Regions from separate parts of the Homo sapiens genome. Here region 1 is linked to region 2. A link is an interaction called in ENCODE POLR2A ChIA-PET data of the cell type or tissue named here. Cell type or tissue: OCI-LY7. All regions are shown on one strand. Each heading gives the region's core, and the rest is flanking DNA. Links, peaks and the distances in the headings are about the cores only. Region 1 has its middle 21 kb from the start of STUM. Region 2 has its middle 29 kb from the start of PARP1.

Region 1 (5,376 bases), core at 196-5,195, 91 kb before region 2:
TCCCCAGCCCCTCTGTCCCCGCTTCACGAGGCAGCACACTGGGCCCAGGCTGCTTTGGCATCCATTAGTTGCGTGGTCTCATGTTTCCTGTGATGACACATGGGGACATGAAGCTCTGTTATTCTGGCAGGCACCACAGACTGGTCTCTGTTGGCATTTGGTTCCTGGGCGTAGGTTGGTTTCTCACTTATGGCAGTACCTCTGAGGCTTCAGGGGAGGCTCTGGGCTGCCGTGTGGCAAAGGGCTCCCTGAAGGCCCTCAGCCTGTATCCAGGGCAATTCTTTTCGCTCCATGCTCAGCCCCTCCCAGGCCAGTCAGGGGCCGACTCAGAGAGCCCCAGCCATGGCTGTGCCCAGGGAGGTGTGCAGGGCATGGAAACCAAACAACTGAGGACAGGAAGTGTTCGGATCAGGAGTGGCAGTATCACACGGGCTTGGACTCTGACATTCCAGGGAGGGGACCATCCTACTTCTGCCACTCATCAACTTGTGACCTTGGGCAAGAGGCTTAGACTCTCAGAGACTCAGCTTCCACATTTCTAAAATAGGACCTTCTTCGTAAAGTTGATATGAGGACTACATAGAGTGCTTAACACGGTGCCCAACACATGGTAAGTGCTCGATAAATGGGACTATTACCATGATCATTATTATTAACACTTTATAGAAGAGACTGGGACAATTCTTTTGGTACTGAGCCCCTGCAAAATGCAAACACACGAAGCGTAGGTGGTTTATCAGATAAGTTATCTTCTGGGGTGGTGGGAGGAGCAGACATAACCCCCAAATCCTACAAAAGATGGCCCTATTGGGTGGCAAAGTAAGCGGTGATCTAAGCAGAGTGATTAAGAGCCACCTTCCCAGCATCCAGATAGTGAGGACTCACAGCATAATGGCGTTTCAGTCAACAACATACCACACAGAGTAGTACACTGGTCCCTTAAGATTACAATGCCATATTTTTACTGTACCTTTTCTATGTTTAGGTATGTTTAAGTACAAAAATACTTGCCATCATGTTACAATTACCTACAGTATTCAGTACAGTAACATGCTGTACAGGTTAGTAGCCTAGGGGCAATAGGCTATATGCCATATAGCCTAGGTGGCAAACTCAGTGATGTTTGCACAAGGACAAAATCACCCAATGGCACATCTCTCAGAACATAATCCCTGTCATTAAGCAACACTTAACTGTAAACCATTTTTATGATTCACTAGTCATGGACCCCTAACATGTCTCTCCCGGTCACTTCTTTGGAATAAGGCAGAAGCCCCCCAAAGACGATGCAGAGTCCCCTTTGGGGACTTCTTTGATCCAATTATGTCTATCTTGTCTGACAGCTGGGAGAAAATTTGTGTTAGGATAGGACAGAAAACTGAGTTGCTATGAGCAGGTCTGGACTGGAAGAGCTGTGCATGGTAGGGGCAGGTGGCAGGGGTCGCAGGGTGTGGGTCCTCACAAGTGAAGGAAGGGATTAGGGTACTGGGTCCTGAGGTCTCCAAAAGAGGAGTGTGGGAGACGCCCCCCAGGATTCCCGTCCCCTGGCTGTTCACACCCTGTATATCCCCCTCCCCTTGAGCTTAGGTGGGACCTGAGACTTGCTTCTAGCCAATGGACTATGGGAAAAATGAAGGGACTTTCAGAGGTAATTGAGGTCCCAGATTGGTTGATTTTGAGTTCATCTAAAGGGAGATTGTCCTGGGTGCGCCCGACTTAATCAGGCAGGCAGCCCTTAAAGAGAAGGGCCTCCTGAGGGCAGAGACTGTCAGTGATATTATAATACCATATTTTTACTGTACCTTTTCTATGTTTAAGTACAAAAATACCATACTGCCTCATCTCCTGAGGGCAGAAGAAATCAGTGGCCAGGCCTTTGTGGCAGGAAGCTGGCAGCCTAGGACCTGAGGGCAAGCCTCCAGTCAAAGCCAGTAAACAGGGGGACACTCCCCGACCCCATCCCTTGGTACAGTTGCAAGGAAGTGAATGCTGCCAACAGTCTGAGTGAATCTGGGAGTGGATTCTTCCCCAGGTGAGCCTCCAGAGGGGAATACAGCCCAGGGGACTCTGAGCAAGGGATGCAGTGAAGCCGTACAGTCTCTTGACCCAAAAACTGCCATAGAATAATGGGTGTCTTTTCAAGTTGCTAAACTTGTGGCAATCTCTTACAAAGCAATAGAAGACTAATATACGTGTTGAGGGGAGGGTGTCCTGGAACAGGAGGTGGGAGGTGCCGAAGACAGGCTCCAGTTATGGTACACTGGTCTGCTTCTCACTCCAGGAGGCACTGGTTTTGTCCAAAAGATTCCATCCTGACCACCTTGCTGGCCCCACTCTGTTTTTGTCTGGAGGTGGAAAGGGGTCGTGTTTTGGACCTGAAGCCCTAAGAATGCTTGCCTGAAGCTGAGATGGGAGGGTATCCTCCTTCAGCACACCACCAGGATGCCTCACCCTGAGGACGTGCCAGGCGCTCTGGAGCAAAAGGATCCGGGCTCCCAGGCTTGTCCAGAGAGGGTGCTGCCGGGAGTGTAGGGCGAGCTCCAAATCTAGGGGAGCTCTAGATCTTCCAGTCAGACCTGGAGCTGGACTGGTGCCCTCACATTCCCGCAGTGCCCCCAGGAGTGGTCGTCCCAGCGTCCCTGGCTCTGGCTCTGTCATCTGTGGGTGTCTTAGTGCCTTTAGATAGACTGGGGCCACCCCCAGGTAAGAAGGGCCAAGCCCCCTGAAACTGTACCCTGAGACCGCACCTCGGTGCAGGAGCTGACTCTGGCCCCGGCCCCAGCCCTGCCCCACCCTGAGCACCTCCACTGCCCTCCCTCAATAACAAAGGCCTGGAGGGCTGCCTCCCTACCCCCGTCCTCCACCGCTACGCAGGGTCCCCCCTGCAGCAGGGCACTTCGGCTGACTTAATGTCTCTCATGGATAAAATCGCTCTGAGTAGTTTTAAAGCTTTCAATTTTAGCCCTGGAAGCTTTTCCTTAAACAAAAATCTCACAAGAAAACTCAGTCTGCAAGAACGAAAGTGGAGCTGCTCTGATGGAGTGCAAGGTCAGTGGCTTCTCCCCAGACAGCCTCCCTTACCCTCCCCCGCCCCTGCCTCCTCTTTCCCTGGCAGCCCCTGAAGGGCTGTGTGGAGCTGAAGTACTTGTGGGAAGCGTGTTTGGACGGTGCTGACCAGGACCCAGTCACCTTTTCCTGTTTGTTTCCCTCACGGCTGGTTGGGCCAGGAAGTCCCGCCCTCTCAACCCCAGTGCAGCTGTCAATCAACGAGAGCACAAAGAATGTTCCCAATCCGCAGACAGAGTCCCTTCCACAGCTGGGATCTTCTCCACCTGGAGGACTACGTTCTTCGCCCCACCTTGCAAGTGGCTTGACATGAATTTGTTATCTGTGAGACAAATGTTCTTGGCCTGCCTAGGAGAGCTTTAAATAGACTCCGAGTTAAAAGAAAGCTTATCCATTATTTAGTCCAGCTCTTAGCTCGGGCAAGAATTCCTTACACATTCCCACCAAGAGGCAATCTAGATTCTCTCTGAATACTCCCCACAATGGGTGGCTCACTGTCTCACAAAGCAGGTGTCTCACTGTTAGGCAGCTCCTATTAAAATCCAAACCTGCTACCTTGCAGCCCTCATCCACTGGCTCTGCCTCTGGAGCTCAAAGAATAAGTCATGAAGTCGTGGAACTTATACTAAAAGGAATGCAGCTCACCCCAGGCTAGTCTTCTCCTCTCCTGTTCCATTCTCCTTAGAGGGCACTTGTGTAGATTATTATATTGGTGGTCAAGGAAACATGTCACTTAGTATTTGTGGACTGTGTATTCCCCTCTCTCATTGACTCTTGGATCATCCTCATGACTTGCTTTGGCCAATGGGATATTAGCAGGCATGAAGCCTTGGAAGCACTTGCAAATTTGGGCTTGCCCCCTTAGGAAGTTCCTCCTTGGAAGCCAGCTGCCATTGCTGAAGGAAGCTCAAGTTTGGCTACTGAATGGTGCAAGGCCATGTGGAGAGAGGCCCTGGAAAAGGGTAGTCCATTTTTTCCTTATTTTTTTATGTTTAATGTTTGTGGGTACATAGTAGGTGTGTATATCTATGGGGTACATGAGATGTTTTGATACCGGCATGCAATGTGGAATAATCACACCATGGAAAATGGGGTATGAGGAGAGGCCATTTTGGATGTTCCAATCACAGGCAAGCTCCCAGCTGAAGGCAACCACAGGAGTGACCTAAGCAATACACAAGGAACAGAAGGGCTGCGCTGCTAAGCTCAGCCAAACCACAGGATCTTGAGAAATAATAAATTGTTGTTTTAAGCAACTAAATTTTGGAATGGGTTGGTAAACAGTGATAGAGAATTGAAAACTACTGATAGAGTTTTTCTAGGAGCACATTTCTAGGATAATACGGCCAAAATTTTTCATCTCAGATCAGCCATTTACAAAGAGTATAGACAACCTGCCTAAGCCAAGAGATAGCAAACATCTTTACTGGAGATACCGGGAGCTCGGCCACTTAGAATTAAATCAGAAGGAGTCAGTCGGAGATGGGAAGGAGTTAGGAGCCTTTGGCTTGAGCAAGTCAGAGAGCCCCGTTTGAATGACAAATTATATGGAACAGCTTGGCTTTCCTCACAAAATAAAATTATGCTTCAGTTCAAATTTCTTGCCACTTATAAATTACTTTTTATTTTATTGCCCTACAGACCACGTCCAGATCCGTTTGGACGCTATGCTGTTTTTTATATTCCATTCTCCAAAGCTGTGAAGGTACAAATCATGGGCCATCCCAGGTGGTTTGGGGAAGAGATGTTTTTTCTTTCAAAAACAAGGTTTGGGTACATATTTGTGGTAATGACATAGAAATGAAAACATAGCAAGATCAATTGGAGTTTATAATAGCATTCTGCACAGGGAGAAATAGTGTGACATGCTCCTGGATGAGGCTGCCCCAGCCTTCTCCCAGCATTCACTCCATAAGCCTTTATTGAGCACCTACAGTCCCTGCCTTCCAGGCACTCATGTTCAAGGGAGGAGACTGACAGGTGGAGCAGCAGGAGCAATACAGTGTGATAAGGAGGAAGTCTGGGACAAGGAAAGTACCTACAAGAGGCCTGTCTCCTAAAAGAAGCTCTATCTAGGCTGAGAGCAAAAGGGTCAATAGAGCAAGTTGAACAAAGAGAAGGGACATTCATTGATTGCAGAGATTACTAGCTTCTACCCAATATCTATCTATCTCTTTTTCCTGATGATTAGAACATCATTTTATCCTGCTAGGCAATATTTCTAGCTAAAGGGCTACATTTCCCAGACTCCCTTGTAGCTAGCAATGAATAATGGGATATAAATACAAGTTTACAGGGTTTCTTGGAAGG
Region 2 (5,376 bases), core at 312-5,311:
GCTGGTCAGAAAAGAGTACACATTATTTGATTCCATTTCTGTGAATTCTGAAACAGGCAAAACTAATTTTCTTTCACAAATAAGACTTTTTTATTTGCCACTATTGTAAGTCCTAACTTCAAACAGATTCAAGGACCGTGGTTCATATCCATCAGCTCGTTCAACTTTAGCACCTGTCTCGTCCCCAGTGGCTTTTCCAGAACTGCTACCTTCACCATGAAGCTCCATGAGTTTTCCCAGTTCAGACTTGGGCTTCTTCAGCATTTTTACTTTGCTAATGAAGACATCATGGAGAGGACAAACAGATTGGCAAGCCTTTTTATGTCTTTTCCAATGCTGTCTGCAATCAATTTATTGACCACTTCTTTCAGGTCATTTGTCTGCGCCTCTCAGGTCATGATTTCCAAAATCTTCTTCCGGATTTGGCGGACTTGTTGATGCTGAGCATAAGAGGTCTTCCATATCGGATTGTTGTGTTTCTTAGCAAAACCAACACAGAACAGACGAAGCACGTAACCGTTGGTAGTCTTGACATTGACAGGAGCTTCAATCATTGTCTGCCATTTTTTGACCATGGAGCACATTTTGTCACAGGTCAGATCCATGCCATGGAAGTTAGTCAGGCAGTTTTTGCCCTGAACATCTTCAGTAATCAGCTTGAATTTTCTAAATACAACATCATCATTCTGCAAATCAGCAAGACTCACTTCAAACACACAACCCTTGAGGCCATCTGATACATTTGGGTTCCTTCAGTCCTGGTGACTAGCATCTCTCCAATATTTCTTGTGAACATAGCAGGTGCTTTCACATCATACCAATCTTTCTTAGAAAATGGATCAACCACTTTCTTCCTGGCCCCCTGTTTGCCACCTTTCTTAAGGTGCTTATTCTTGCCAACTGCCATGGTGCTGCTCAGAGAGCCAAAAGAGCTGAGAGAGCCAAAAGCAAAACTGACTTATAGTGATAAAAATCACAGTAGTGGTTTCTCCCGACAGGATGGGAAGGGTGTTGATTGGGCAGGGGCACAAGTCAATCTTTTGGGGTGATGGAAACGTTCTATACCTTGATTGATTCAAAACTCTTTGAACTGTATGACTAAAATGAGTCCATTCTGTTGTATTAAAATCATAGCCCAATAAGGATGATTTTAAAACCACACCGAGATAACCTTCACCTATCAGACTGACAAAATTCCAAAAATTTGATAACACTCTCTGTTGGCAAAGCTGTGGGGAAAAGACACTCTTAGATACTCCTGGTGGTGGTATAAATTAATGCAACACTTACAGAGGGCAATTTGCCAAATCAGTCAATATCACAACCACGTACTCCCTTTGACTTAGCAGTTACACTTTTGGGAGTTTATCCCACAGGAATACTTACATATATGCAAAATAATGTATGCACAAGTTTTTTTGATGCAACATCATTTGGATTAGCAAAAGTTTGAAAACAAACTGAAGGCCCATCAATAGCAGACGATTTTTAAAAATTGTGGTATTATCATGCCCTATCACAAAGGGCAGCTATACAAGAAAGTGAGGATTTTTTATGTACTGATAAAGATCTCCAAGGTATGTTGTTAGGTGAAAAAGGTAAGGTATACAGCAGTATATATGTGCAAAAAAGGGGGAGAAAATAAAAATATATTTTCACCTGTTTGTATATGCATAAAGAAACTCTGCAAGCATACACATGTTATTATAGGATAAACCAAAGAATATAATGGAAAAGAGGAGGGCTGAAGGGAAACTGGGCAGATAGAGATATAAAGAAGATTCTTCACTGTTTGTTTGCTTGTTGGTTTCATTTACAAGCCCTACATGTGGCTTCTGATTCATTGATTACTTTCTAAATGTATTTTTTTAGTTTTGAACCATGAGATGTAGCATCTATTCAGAAAAGGTTAATAAAACATTTTTTAATTTAGTAGTACAGAAAATTACCAAAAAAAAAAAAAAAAGAAAGAAAGCAAGAAAAGAAGGGGAAGGGAGGAAAGGGAAAAATCAATGAGGAAAAAAGGGAAGGAAAAGGAAAAGAAAGAAAGTAATCTAATCACACCACCCAGGAACAACCAGCATTAACATTACGTGACCATTGGCACACTCAAAGAGAAGAGTTTGGCCCGGGTTTCCCCTGGAATTGTGTCCAAGCTGTGATAACTCCCACCCAGGGAGGGGGCAGAGCTGACGGGAGCCTTACGCTGGAGGCTCTCTCACCCAGCTCTCTCAGGCATTGTACACATAACCAGTGTCCGGGGCTGACAGAGTTCCTTTAGCAAGAAAAGCCAAGCTTCGCTAGCTCACCTTGCCCCATCTGTTATGCTTGGATGCCAGCCACCTGCAGGAACTTCAATTATTTCTGCAGTTCCCCAGGGGCGTCTCAGATGTGTTAACAAATAAGTCCTGGGTGTCATGTGCCAGCTACCACTCTTCCTCCTACTGCTGCTGTCCAGGTGCAGCCTCCTTTGGTGATGGCTGCTGTTGGGACCTTGGCTGACTACCGAGCCTTGTGAAGGTACACTGCAGCTTCCTCTGGGATCAAGCACCACCAGCACCCAGTTAGCTCTGCTGGTACAACCAGTACTGCCACCACTGGTGTGACTGATATGCTAGACCCCTCGGGCTGCCTGGGCTGGGCAGTGGTCTGTGGCAATGTAGGATGGACAGTTTCTTCCTGGGATGTTTTCCAGTGAGGTCCTAAAGCAGGGCTGCTTGTGCACTGATGATGTGGTGACGTTGTAGTTGATCCTCAACATCCATTCCGCCCCAGATGAATAGTCTAGCCCAGTCCCAATAACTTCCTCTAGATGTCACATCTGCAGCTGCCAACACTGAGGATGAAACATTAAGAGATGGCAAGAGCCTGGGTCCTTGGTGAGCCCTGGAATCAACTCACCTGGAGTCTGATTAGCTCTGGAATTTCCTCTTTTCTTTTTTCTTTTTTTTTTTTTTTTTTGAGACAGGGTCTTGTTCTGTCACCCAGGCTGGAGTGAGGTGGCACAATCATGGCTCACTGCAACATCAACCTCCTGGGCTCAAGTGATCCTCCTGCCTCAGCCTCCTGAGTAGCTGGGACTACAGGCGCATGCTGCCGTGCCCAGATAATTTTTTTTTGGTTTTTTTTTTTAGTAGAGATGGGGTCAAGTTCTGTTACCCAGGCTTGGACTTTTCCGTTACATGAAATAAGATTAAATAGTTTTAGCTCATTTTGGGTTGAGATTTTCAATTTGAGCAATTGGAAAGTCCTAATTGAGTCAGTTGAATTAGAGGATTTTCATGAATATATCTCTTTAGTCCTCTCTTTTCCTTGGACTGAGACATGGTCCACGAAGAGCAGAACCAGTGAAAATCCGAATCACAAATCTCTTACTGGGCTCAGAATCCCTCTCCTCCTTGGACATCCAGGGACAACCAGGAAACCACTCCCAGGAGAAGCTCTGACTTGGTGGCGATTGGACAGTTGGTGGGTCAGTACTGGCATCATTGGTCAAATCCTGGCCCAGCAGCCAGTGTGCTTAAGCCATGTCTTTAGACTTGTGACACAGAAAGGGCAAAGGCTTTGGAATTCTGACCTGCATTTAAATCTTATTTCTGTCATTTACTGATTTTAGACCTCCAGCAGGTTGTTTAGCCTCCTTAACCCTTAATTTCTAATCTGTAAAATGGAAGAAATATAAATCGACCTCAAAGAGTTTCTCCATGTATTCATTCCTTCCCTGAGTGTTTTTGAGCACTGCCCACATGCCAATGTCCTAGGCACTAGGATATATCAGCGAAAAGCAAATGAGTCTTAGAGAGGAGTGTGCGTTCAATCAATGCCAGCTTCCTTCCTCTCCATTTACGTCAGTTGTAACCTCCTAGAGGTCAGGAAGCCAGGTCTGGGGAAGTCCAGGCAGGCATATGCCTCTCCCACTGACCCATTGCTCCAACCTGGCAGAGAGGAGACCCCTAGGATGTGTAGATCTGCACACCAGAACACATCAGTACCTGGGGCCAGGGGTGGTAGGCTGGCCAGCTGCCACCATGGCCCGCTCTAAGACACCATGGGGTACCCATGCCAGACACTGGCTCTTCCTGCCTGGGCCCAGACTCCTGCTGGGAAGGCTGGTGGCTGCGATCTTGGGATGGGCTGAGAACAGTGAGGCTAAGAACCCACAGGCCAGAGGCAACGGTTGTGAGGCCCAGGCACCAAGACCCCTCATATGCTCCACTGTCCCATTAGACTTCACTTACAAAAGCACAGATCCAGTCAGGCATCGTGGCTCACGCCTATAATCCCAGCACTTTGGGAGGCTGAAGCGGGAGGCTGAAGCAGGAGGATCATGTGAGTCCAAAAGTTTGAGACCAGCCTGAGCAACACGGCGGGACCATATCTCAACAAAAAAATGTAAAAATTAGCCAAGCAGGCCTATAGTCCCAGTTACTCGGGAGGGAAGGTAGGAGGATTGCTTGGACCCAGGAAGTCAAGGCTGCTAGTCGTGATCTCGCCACTGCACTCCAGCCTGGGCAGTAGAGTGAGACTGTCTCAAAAAGCACAGACGCAAAGAGTAAATCATGGAGAATTTCAAGGACAGCCACCACAGAGCACTAAACCTCAAGTGTGGGGCCTTGTGCAATGCGCTCACCCATGAAGCAGGCCCTAATAACTTGGGGACATAATTATAGGCTCTCAGAAAATGCTTGTTAATTAATTTAAGCCTCTTGGTGAATTTAAAGCAACTGCAGATCTTTGTGGATATCTGTTAGTTTTACTGGACTGAGACAATGCTTCTCCAATTATGGTTTCATCTGCCCCCTTCCGTTAAAAGGCAGATCCCTGAACCCTACCCCAGACCTTCTTAATCAGAATCTATGGGAGTGAGGCCTAGGAATTTCATTTTTACATCTCATGATCCTTCTAGGCTCTAAAGATTGAGAACAAGCCAAGCATGGTGGCTCACACTTGTAATCCCAGGTCTTCAGGAAGCTGAGATGGGAAGATTGCTTGAGCCCAGGAGGTCAAGGCTGTAATGAGCCATGATCATGCCACTGCACTCCAGCTGGGCAACAGAATGAGATGTGAGACCCTGTCTCTTTTTTTCTTTTTTTTTTTTAATTAATGAATTTATTTATTTAGAGACAGGATCTCACCCTGTCACCCAGGCTGGAGTGCAGTGGTGTGATCATAGCACACTATAACCTGGAACTCCCAGAGACCCCCGTCTCTTTAAAAAATAATAAATAAGAATAAGATTGAGAACCACTGGAATCAGGCAACATGTGTAGGAAGCATGGGGTTTCATGATGGACTCTCCTTTCCTGTCCCCATTCTGCCATGACTTCATTGGCAGCAACCCTTCTGCTTCGTGGAGGTGATGCCTGACCAGCTTGG

The links. ChIA-PET counts read pairs that join two places held together with the same protein. Peaks named below come from ENCODE experiments on the same cell type or tissue, not always from the same donor. Only the 100,000 strongest peaks of a DNase experiment are listed, where the experiment ranks them.
Region 1: POLR2A ChIA-PET joins it to region 2 with 7 read pairs; 2 of 35 experiments call an interaction of 5 or more read pairs at or near these places.

The regions. Positions count from the first base shown.
Region 1 is chr1:226,524,817-226,530,192 of GRCh38, reverse strand. No RefSeq gene overlaps it. Among named protein-coding and RNA genes, the nearest start is that of STUM, 21 kb to the left of the region's middle. In OCI-LY7, for the core only: no CTCF peak of the experiment used is centred there; a DNase peak (open chromatin) is centred at 3,232; H3K4me3 peaks cover 710 bases.
Region 2 is chr1:226,434,092-226,439,467 of GRCh38, reverse strand. It overlaps the pseudogene RPS3AP7. Among named protein-coding and RNA genes, the nearest start is that of PARP1, 29 kb to the right of the region's middle. In OCI-LY7, for the core only: CTCF peaks have their summits at 1,074, 1,276 and 2,781; DNase peaks (open chromatin) are centred at 1,278, 2,357 and 2,797; H3K4me3 peaks cover 2,106 bases; H3K27ac peaks cover 4,158 bases.